Regions from separate parts of the Homo sapiens genome. Here region 1 is linked to region 2. A link is a contact called in ENCODE POLR2A ChIA-PET data. All regions are on one chromosome and are shown on one strand. Each heading gives the region's core, a stretch centred on a gene start or an enhancer-like site at or near the end of the contact. The rest is flanking DNA. Distances are from core to core; before and after follow the strand shown. Region 1 overlaps EHD2 (EH domain containing 2). Region 2 has its middle 10 kb from the start of BICRA-AS2.

Region 1 (4,548 bases), core at 665-3,164, 120 kb after region 2:
TCTTACTCTGTCTTCCAGGCTGGAGTGCAGTGGTGCGACCTCGGCTCGCTGCAACCTCCGCCTCCTGGGTTCAAGCAATTCTCTGCCTCAGCCTCCGGAGTAGCTGGGATTACAGGCGCCTGCCACCATGCCCGGCTAATTTTTTTGTATTTTTAGTAGAGACGGGGTTTCGCCGTCTTAGCCAGGCAGGTCTTGAACTCCTGACCTCGTGATCCACCCACCTCGGCCTCCCAAAGTGTTGGGATTACAGGCATGAGCCACCGCCCAGCCTATTTTCTGCTGCTTTTAAACTGTGGGACCTTAGGCAAGCCACTTAACCTCTCTTTGCCTCAGTTTTCTTACCTGCAAAATGGGAATAATGGGCTGGGCGCAGTGGTTCACGCCTGTAATCCCAGCAGTTTGAGAGGCCAAGGTGGGCAGATTACCTGAGGTCAGGAGTTCGAGACCAGCCTGGGCAACATGGTGAAACCCTGTCTATACTAAAAATACAAAAATTAGCTGGGTGTGGTGGTGCTTGCCTGTAATCCCACCTACTCGGGAGGCTGAGGCAGAAGAATTGCTTGAACCCAGGAGGTGGAGGTTGCAGTGAGCCGAGCTCATGACACTGCACTCCAGCCTGGGCGATAGAGTGAGACTTGGTCTCAAAAATAAACAAACAGAAAAACAAAACACACACACACACACACACACACACACACACACACACACACACACACTGGGAATAATAATACTAGCGGCCTCATAGTTGTCCTAAAGGTTAAATTAGTTAAAACATACAAAGCACTTAGAAGGTGCACACTTGTGTGTGCACACAGTAGGCGCTATGGAAGTGCCAACAATGCCTGTTTTCGCTGGGTGAGTGCCGTTGTGGGCCCAAGGTTCCTTTTTGCCACGTCTCCCATCCCACACTGACTCAACCTCTCTCCCTTCTTCCCTCCCCGCCCCATGAGACACACTTTCCGAATCTGGGCCAGTATGTGTGTTTGTGGAGACACCGGGAGGGAGGGGGGGCTCCAGTTGCTGTCCCTCCAGTGACTTGGCCCTTCCTCCCCCAAAACAACGGCCCCCAACCCCATCCCGGTCCCTGCGTTGCCCGCAAGGAGGCTGCTTCCTCTCAGGCAGGATGGGTGCAAGCACCAGCTCCCCGGAGGAGCATAGGGGCCCATGGGACTCCTCTTCTGTCGCCTCTTACCTGTGTGTCTTGAGTAAGTCCCCTAACTTCTCTCTCTTTTTTTTTTTTTGAGACGGAGTTTCGCTCTTGTTGCCCAGGCTGGAGTGCAGTGGCAGGACCTTGGCTCACTGCAACCTCCGCCTCCTGGGTTCAAGTGATTCTCCTGCCTCAGCCTCCCGAATAGCTGGGATTACAGGTGCCCACCACCACACCCAGCTAATTTTTTTGTATTTTTAGTGGAGACGGGGTTTCACTATGTTGGTCAGGCTGGTCTCGAACTCCTGACCTCAGGTGATCCACCCGCCTCAGCCTCCCAAAGTGCTGGGATTGCAGGCGTGAGCCACCACGCCTAGCTAGTCCCCTAACTTCTCTGTGCCTCAGTTTCCTCATCTGGAAAATGGGGTCAGAACAGTGCCCACCTCCTGGGGTTGTTGTGAAGAGTCACTGAGTGAGCTCTAGCTGGAGGGCATGAAGTCAGTAAATCAGGGCTAGCTCCTTGTTCTGCCAGTTAACTCTTCGTCCTCCGGGTTCCCACTCTGCCTTCCCTCCTCCTGGAAGTCCTCCTTGACCCCCAGGCTGGGGGTTGGGTCAGGCACTGGCCCTGGGCTCCCACAGCTCCCTGGATCCCCCTGCCCACCCTGGGCTGACCACTCAGGGGCCAGGTCTGTGTCCCCAGTGGGCTGAGAGATGTAAGGACAAAGCTGAAACTGCCTCAGCCTCCACACACACAGCAGGGACCACAGAGGGTGCTTCCCAGTGGGTGACATCACCATGACTTGCTGAGTGCTTACCGTACATCCAGCACTGTTTTTAAAAAAACAGTTTCATTGAGGATTAACGTACACGCCATAAAAACTCAACCATTATGGCCGGGCTCAGTGGCTCATGCCTGTAATCTCAGCACTTTGGGAGGCTGAGGTGGGCGGATAATGAGGTCAAGAGATGGAGACCATCCTGGCCAACATGGTGAAAACCCATCTCTACTAAAAATACAGAAATTAGCTGGGTGTGGTGGCACCTGTAATCCCAGCTACTCGGGAGGCTGAGGCAGGAGAATTGCTTGAACTCGAGAGGCAGAGGTTGCAGTGACCTGAGATCGCGCCACTGCACTCCAACCTGGGCGACAGCGAGACTCCGTCTGAAAAAAAAAAAAAAAAAAAAGCTCAACCATTTTTTTTTTTAAAGAGACAAGGTCTTGCTCTGTCTGCAGGCTGGAGTGCAATGACGCAATCATGGCTCACTGCAGCCTCCAACTGCTGGGCTCAAGTGATCCTCTTGCTTCCTCCTCCTGAGTAGCTGAGACTACAGATGCATGCCAACATGTGTGGATAATTTTTTATTTTATTTTTTTCTGTAGAGACAGGGTCTTGTCATCTTGCCCAGGCTGGTCTCAAACTCCCAGGCTCAAGCGATCCTCCTGCCTCTACCTCCCAAAGTGCTGGGATTACAGGTGTGAGCCACTCTGTCTGGCCACTTCCATCATTTTTAAATGTACAGTTCAATGCCAGGCATTATTTTAAGCTCTTTATATATATTAGCTCATTTATATTCTTTTAATCTTCACAACAGTCTTTTTTTTTTTTTGAGACAGAGTCTCACTCTGTCGCCCAGACTGGAGTGCAGTGATGCTATCTCGGCTCACTGCAACCTCTGCCTCCCAGGCTCAAGCGATTCTCGTGCCTCAGCCTTCTGAATATGTGGGACCATAGGCATGAGCCACCAACACCGGGCTAATTTTTTTGTATTTTTAGGGCTAGGCTGGTCTTGAACTCCTGGCCTCAATTGATCTGCCCACTTCAGCCTCCCAAAGTGCTGGGATTACAGGTTTGAGCCATCACACCTGGCTTCACAACAGTCCTATGATTTGCATTTTACAGAAAAGAAAACACAAGTTCAGAGAGGTTAAGCTACTTGCCTAAGGTCACACAGTGGATGGGGGCAGAGGAGGGACTCAACTCCAGGTCTTCCAGACAGCTAAGTCAGGGGGTCTCAATCGCTTCTCTCTGCTCTCCTCAGCATTGCTTGTTGGTGAATAAATGAGTGAAGAAGCAAAGGTGAGAATGAGTGGATGAAGGAGTGAATGAGGAAATGAATGGTGAAAGGAATGAATGAATGAGCATGGGAACCCATGGCTGGGATGGGTGCTTCATAAGAGCAAGAATCTTGTCTGTGTGTTCTCTGCGGTATCCCAGGCTCCCAGGACAGGGCTTGGCACACATGAGACTCTCAGTAAGTATTGCTAAATAAATGCAAAATATTTAACTTCTCAGCCTGGCCAACATGGTGAAACCCCGTCTCTACTAAAAATACAGAAATTAGCCAGGGTGGTGGTGCATGCCTGTAATCCCAGCTACTCGGGAGGCTGAGGCAGGAGAATTGCTTGAACCTGGGAGGTGGAGGTGGAGGTTGCAGTGAGCCACATTCATGCCACTGCACTCCAGCCTGGGCGACAGAGTGAGACTCTGTCTCAAAAAAAAAAAAAAAAAAAAAAAAAAAAAAAAAAAAAATTATCATCTGCTATGGCAAGAGCACAGCTATCCAGCATGAACTCTAGTTGCTGGATCGTGGGGAGATACAACAGGTCCTGGGGAGGAGCTGGGGTGATAGAGGCATGTGGCAGGCTTGGGGGTTCCATAGAAGCACAGGGGGATCTCTTAGCAAACATGTCAGTATTTTTAACAACCTATATGTACATACCGACGCACACCTGTAATAACTGCTTAATGAATGAGCAAATGAAAAAATGGAGGCCGTGAGGCTGGGCGCGGTGGCCCACGCCTGTAATCCCAACATTTTGGAGGCTGAGGCAGGAGGATCAGTTGAGCTCAGGAGTTTGAGACTAGCCCGGCAGCCCGGGTAACATAGTGAGATCCCATCTCTACTCAAAAAAAAAAAAAAAAAAAAAAATTAGCCAGGTGTGGTGATGCGCGCCTGCAGTCCCAGCTACTAGGGAGGCTGAGGTGGGAGGATCACCTGAGCTCCGGGAAGCAGAGGTTGCAGGGAGGCGTGATCCCGCCATTGTGCTCGAGCAAAGGAAAAGGGGGATGATTGCCCCCTGTAGCCAGATGGCTTGAGGGGCTGGGGCCAGAGCGAGGGGGGAAATTCTGGGCACTGGAGAGCCAGAGCAGTAGTGCCCACTGAGGGCCTTGGCTATTTTGCCCAGACAGGATTTGGACAGCCAACAACGTGAACATCTTTACAGTCCAATATGCAAGAGAATGGGATACTACTGAGAATGGCTGGAGGGTGGGGGTCTGATTTCTGCCCCTTGCGCCCCTGTCTCTCCACTCCCACTCCAGGCTACGACTTCCCGGCCGTGCTGCGCTGGTTCGCGGAGCGCGTGGACCTCATCATCCTGCTCTTTGATGCGCACAAGC
Region 2 (4,765 bases), core at 1,841-4,340:
AGGGCTGGGATTCCAACTATGAGCCACCGAGCCCGGCCTATTTTTTCCTCTTTTGATCGTGATGATTCTAGTGGGTGTGAGGTTGTATCTCATTGTGGTTTTGACTTCCATTTCCCTAATACTGATGACTGAGCATCCTTTCCTGTGTTTCTTGGCCATTTCCTCACCACCTTCTGCAAGCTGACCTCAGCCCTCACCACCTCACTGAACCATCATTTCCACCTTCACCAGTCCAGTGGTTTATCTTAATTTCCCTTCTTTTCTCTCTCAGCAACTTTGGACACTTCCTCCCTCGCCAGCCATTCTTGGTCTTCGTCTTCCTTTTCTGGAGAGAAATGTAAGAACTTAGGCCAGTTAGTTAACTTCTCTGTGCCTCGGTTCTTCATCTGTGAAATGAAGATGACAACAGCTCCTACTTCAAGGTTGCTGTGAAGATTCCATCAGCTAATGTATGTAAAGGGCTCAGAAGTGTTGGGAGGCCTTGGCCAGGCGCGGTGGCTCACGCCTGTAATTCCAGCACTTTGGGAGGCCGAGGCGGGTGGATCACGAGGTCAGGAGTTCAAGACCAGCCTGGCCAAGATGGTGAAACCCTGTCTCTACTAAAAATACAAAAAATTAGCCGGGTGTGGCAGCGGGCGCCTGTAATCCCAGCTACTCGGGAGGCTGAGGCAGAGAATTGCTTGAACCTGGGAGGTGCAGGTTGCAGTGATCGAAGATCGTGCCACTGCACTCCAGCCTTGGCAACAGACCAAGACTCCGTCTCAAAAAAAAAGAAGTGTTGGAAGGCCCAGGCAGGCGCATCATTGGAGCCCAGGAGTTTGAGTCCAGTCTGGGCAACATGGTGAAACCCTGTCTCTACAAAAAATACAAAAATTAGTCAGGTGTGGTGGTGTGTGCCTTTATTCCCAGCTAGCCAGGAGGCTGAGGTAGGAGGATTGCTTGAGGCCAAGGGGTTGAGGCTGCAGTGAACTATGATTGCCTGTAGTCCCAGCTACTCGGGAGACTGAGGCAGGAGAATTGATGGAACCTGGGAGGTGGAGGTTGCAGTGAGCTGAGATCGCGCCACTGCACTCCAGCCTGGGTGACAGACGGAGACTCTGTCTCAAAAAAATAAATAAATAGGCCAGGCGTGGTGGCTCACGCCTGTAATGCCAGCACTTTAGGAGGCTGAGTTGGGGAGATCACAAGGTCAGAAGATCGAGACCATCCTGGCCAACATGGTGAAACCCTGTCTCTACCGAAAATACAAAAATTAGGTGGGTGTGGTGGCTCATGCCTGTAGTCCCAGCTACTCTGGAAGCTGAGGCAGGAGAATTGCTTGAACCCAGGAGGCGGAGGTTGCAGTGAGCCAAGGTTGCGTCACTGCACTCCAGCATGGCGACAGTGAGACTCTGTCTCAAAATAATAAAAATAAATAAATAAATATAATTTTAGGAAAAGTCACCAGAAATTCAAAACAAAAACAAACTCCGTTGCAGAAATCGGATGTGAAAATTGTTCACTTTCATTCAGAATCTGCGGGTCGGCCAGGCGCAGTGGCTCATGCCTGTAATCCCAGCACTTTGGGAGGCTAAGGCAGGCGGATCATGAGGTCAGGAGATAGAGACCATCCTGGCTAGCACAGTGAAACCCCGTCTCTACTAAAAACACAAAAAATTAGCCAGGTGTGGTGATGGGCGCCTGTAGTCCCAGCTACTCCGGAGGCTGAGGCAGGAGAATGGCGTGAACCCGGGAGGCAGAGCTTGCAGTGAGCCGAGATCGTGCCACTGCACTCCAGCCTGGGCCACAGAGTGAGACTCTGTCTCAAAAAAAAAAAAAAAAAAAAAAAAATCTGCGGGCTGAAGCCAGGTGCGGTGGCTCATGCCTGTAATCCCAGCACTTTGGGAGGCTGAGGTGGGTGGATAACAAGTTCAAGAGATCAAGACCATCCTGGCCAACATGGTGAAACCCCGTCTCTACTAAAAATACAAAAATTAGCTGGGTGTGGTGGCACACACCTGTACTCCCAGCTACTTGGGAGGCTGAGGCAGGAGAATAACTTGAAACCAGGAGGCAGAGGTTGCAGTGAGCTGAGATCACACCACGGCACTCCAGCCTGGCGACAGAGCAAGACTCTGTCTCAAAAAAAAAAAAAAAAAAAAAAAAGAATAAACAGAATCTGCTTAAGATTCTTATATCTTTAGCTTTTAAAACAATACATCTAAAGACAGAAAACGTTTACATGGCACAGTGTAATGTGGTGATTAAGAGTATGAATTTTGGAGCAGGTGCAGTGGCTCACATCTGTAATCCCAGCACTTTGGGAGGCCAAGGCAGGAGGATCTCTTGAGCCCATGTGTTCGAGACCAGCCTGGGAAACAGGACAAGACCTCATCTCTACAGAAAAATAAAAATAGATTAGCCAAGCATGGTGGTGGCACCTGTGGTCCCAGCCACTGTGGAGGCTGAGGTTGGAGGATCACTTGGACCCAGGAAGTCAAGTGGTGAACACGTTGTTGCACTCCAGTCAGCGAGATCCCTGCTAGAAAAAAAAAAGTATAAATTTTGGAACAGGGCTGCAAATCCCTGTGCCCCCTGACTCTGACAATTTTGCAACTTCTCTATGACTCAGTTTCCGTATCAGCAGGAGGTGATATTAGCATATCCTACCTGCTAGGATTGTTGGAGGCATTCAATGAGAGCATCCAAGTACAGAAAGAAGCTCGGTTAAGCATTACTTATAACTACATTGTAAATCCCCCTCTAGCCATGGGTGACTTTTATAGCCATCTGAACAATGTTTCACAAACCCTGTAGTAAAAAGGGGATGATCCGCCTGTCTCGGCCCCGCAAAGTGCAGGATTACAGGTGTGAGCCACCGCACTCAGCCGAGATCTGTTAACAGACTCCAAATCTCGACTTAGTCTCATTGCTGCAAGCGGTCTACTCATTCTCTCCTCCAGATCTTCGGGAACAGAGTAATAATAAAAATCAAAACCCAGCCAGCTCTTCCTCTGTCAGTGGTGTTGACCAGCAGAGACCGCTTCCCTTCTTAAAGGGGCCTTTCCTAGTTTCGACTTTCTCTTCTCTTTCCTAAGATGGCCTGGTGCGTTTCTCCTGTCACCCTCCCCCAAGCATAGCCAAGGAAGCGGCCCCTCCCACATAGTTGGAATGTTAAATATCTCAGTGATGACTACAAGGCTTAAAGCAACAAATAAATAAAGCCACTCTTGAGTCAGAATATTTTATTTGGTGGTGCATGAGTAACAATACCCGATAAATGAAGACACATTCTTAGCGTGTTCTCTATCCCCCAAACGCTGCGGGGTGCAGGGGCTGCGGGGGCTGCAGGTGGGAGGTCCACAGCCTCTAGGGCAGGAGCTCTAGGGCAAGAGCAGGAGCAAAGGGACATGTGGATGAAAACGGGAAATTCTCAGAATTTGTGTATTTATTGGATTTTTTGTGTGTATTTCTTTGAATGTTTTTGTGTATTTGATTTTTTTGTGTGTGCACGTATTTGAATATTTTGTGTGTATTTTTTTGAATAGGTGACACTAGGCTCAAACTTTACAAAGGTAGAAAAAGACCTAACATCCACCCACCCCTGTTTCCCCACGGAAAACTGCTGTGACCAGTTTGCTTTTTTTTTTTTTTTCCCTAGACAAAGTCTCGCTCTGTCACCCAGGCTGGAGTGCAGTAGCGGCTCACCGCAACCTCCGCCTCCCAGGATCAAGCGATTCTCCTTGCTCAGCCTCCCGAGTAGCTGGGATTACAGGCGCGCGCCACCATGCCCGGCTAATTTTTTGTATTTTTAGTAGAAATGGGGTTTTGCCATGTTGGCCAGTCTGGTCTCGAACTCCTGACCTCATGTGATCCGCCCGCCTCGGCCTCCCAAAGACCTGGGATTACAGGCGTGAGCCACCGCGCCCTGCCGCAGTTCGCTTCTGCTTTTCAAGATATTCTGTGTATTTAACAAGCAAAAGCTTGTATTTTTTCATCTCCACCTTTTACATTTTTATACCTTTTTTTTTCTCCTCTCCTACCTTGTCAGGCTACATAGCTCATACCGTGTCAGTTCAAGTATCCCTTCCTCGTTTTACGGTGACTCCGCATCCCATTGCGGGCCGCACCACTGCTTATCTGAGTCCCCCATCGATGGACAACTAGGTTGTTTCTGGTCTTTTTTTTTTTTTCCCACAAATTTTTACGAGAACAACAACAAAAAAAACAATGCTACTCAACCTCACCCCTTGGTTAGTGTTTGTCAAAAAACGGACAGGCAGAAGCCCCAACCTGCGCCCCCCAACGCCCGACTCTCCGCATCCGCCGAGGGTACCCCAGCTCCAGGGATCGCGGTGCTCAGGGACCGCGCGTCCAGGACTGGCCCTGCCTCCCAGAAGCTGTCAGGCGGCGGCCGTGGCCCGCTGTAGCCCCGCCCCGTGGCCCGCCCGCAGTAGGCCCGATTCAAATCTGGCCAATGATAGTGTGTAAACAAACCCAGGCCCCGCCTCCCGACGAATAATCCCCCGACCGGCGAGAGGCCCATTTAACCCGATGGGGTTTGGGGTTGGGACGGTGATGGAGTCGTGGCTCCGCCCCCAGACCTGGGCCAATAGGCGGCTGGGCTCCGCCCCCGGCACTTGCCGCGCTGAGGACCCGAGGCAGGGCTGGGCGCGCAGTTGCCTGATTTCGTGGCGGCTCGCAGTCTGGGCGCTCCGGGCGCTCGGCGCGGGCGGGCAGGGCCAGGAGCTGGGGCGGCGCACTCCGCGGTCCCAGCCGCATTTGA

What was found. ChIA-PET counts read pairs that join two places held with the same protein, here RNA polymerase II (POLR2A).
Region 1: POLR2A ChIA-PET joins it to region 2 with 21 read pairs in activated CD4-positive, alpha-beta T cell. The contact joins two enhancer-like sites. POLR2A ChIA-PET finds 5 or more read pairs at or near these places in 15 of 52 experiments (A549, AG04449, AG04450 and 12 more).

Annotation. Positions count from the first base shown.
Region 1 is chr19:47,721,342-47,725,889 of GRCh38, forward strand. EHD2 (EH domain containing 2) reads left to right here. Exons shown (of 6, transcript NM_014601.4): 4 at 4,471-4,548. Among named protein-coding and RNA genes, the nearest start is that of EHD2, 10 kb to the left of the region's middle. RefSeq lists an enhancer at 4,157-4,548. Within about 2 kb of position 1,915, at least 15 of the 41 ENCODE cell types and tissues checked have a DNase peak (open chromatin) inside an H3K27ac peak, as active enhancers do; they include PC-9, where a contact is called at or near this core.
Region 2 is chr19:47,595,966-47,600,730 of GRCh38, forward strand. No RefSeq gene overlaps it. Among named protein-coding and RNA genes, the nearest start is that of BICRA-AS2, 10 kb to the right of the region's middle. RefSeq lists silencers at 4,422-4,611, 4,762-4,765. Within about 2 kb of position 3,091, at least 32 of the 41 ENCODE cell types and tissues checked have a DNase peak (open chromatin) inside an H3K27ac peak, as active enhancers do; they include PC-9, where a contact is called at or near this core.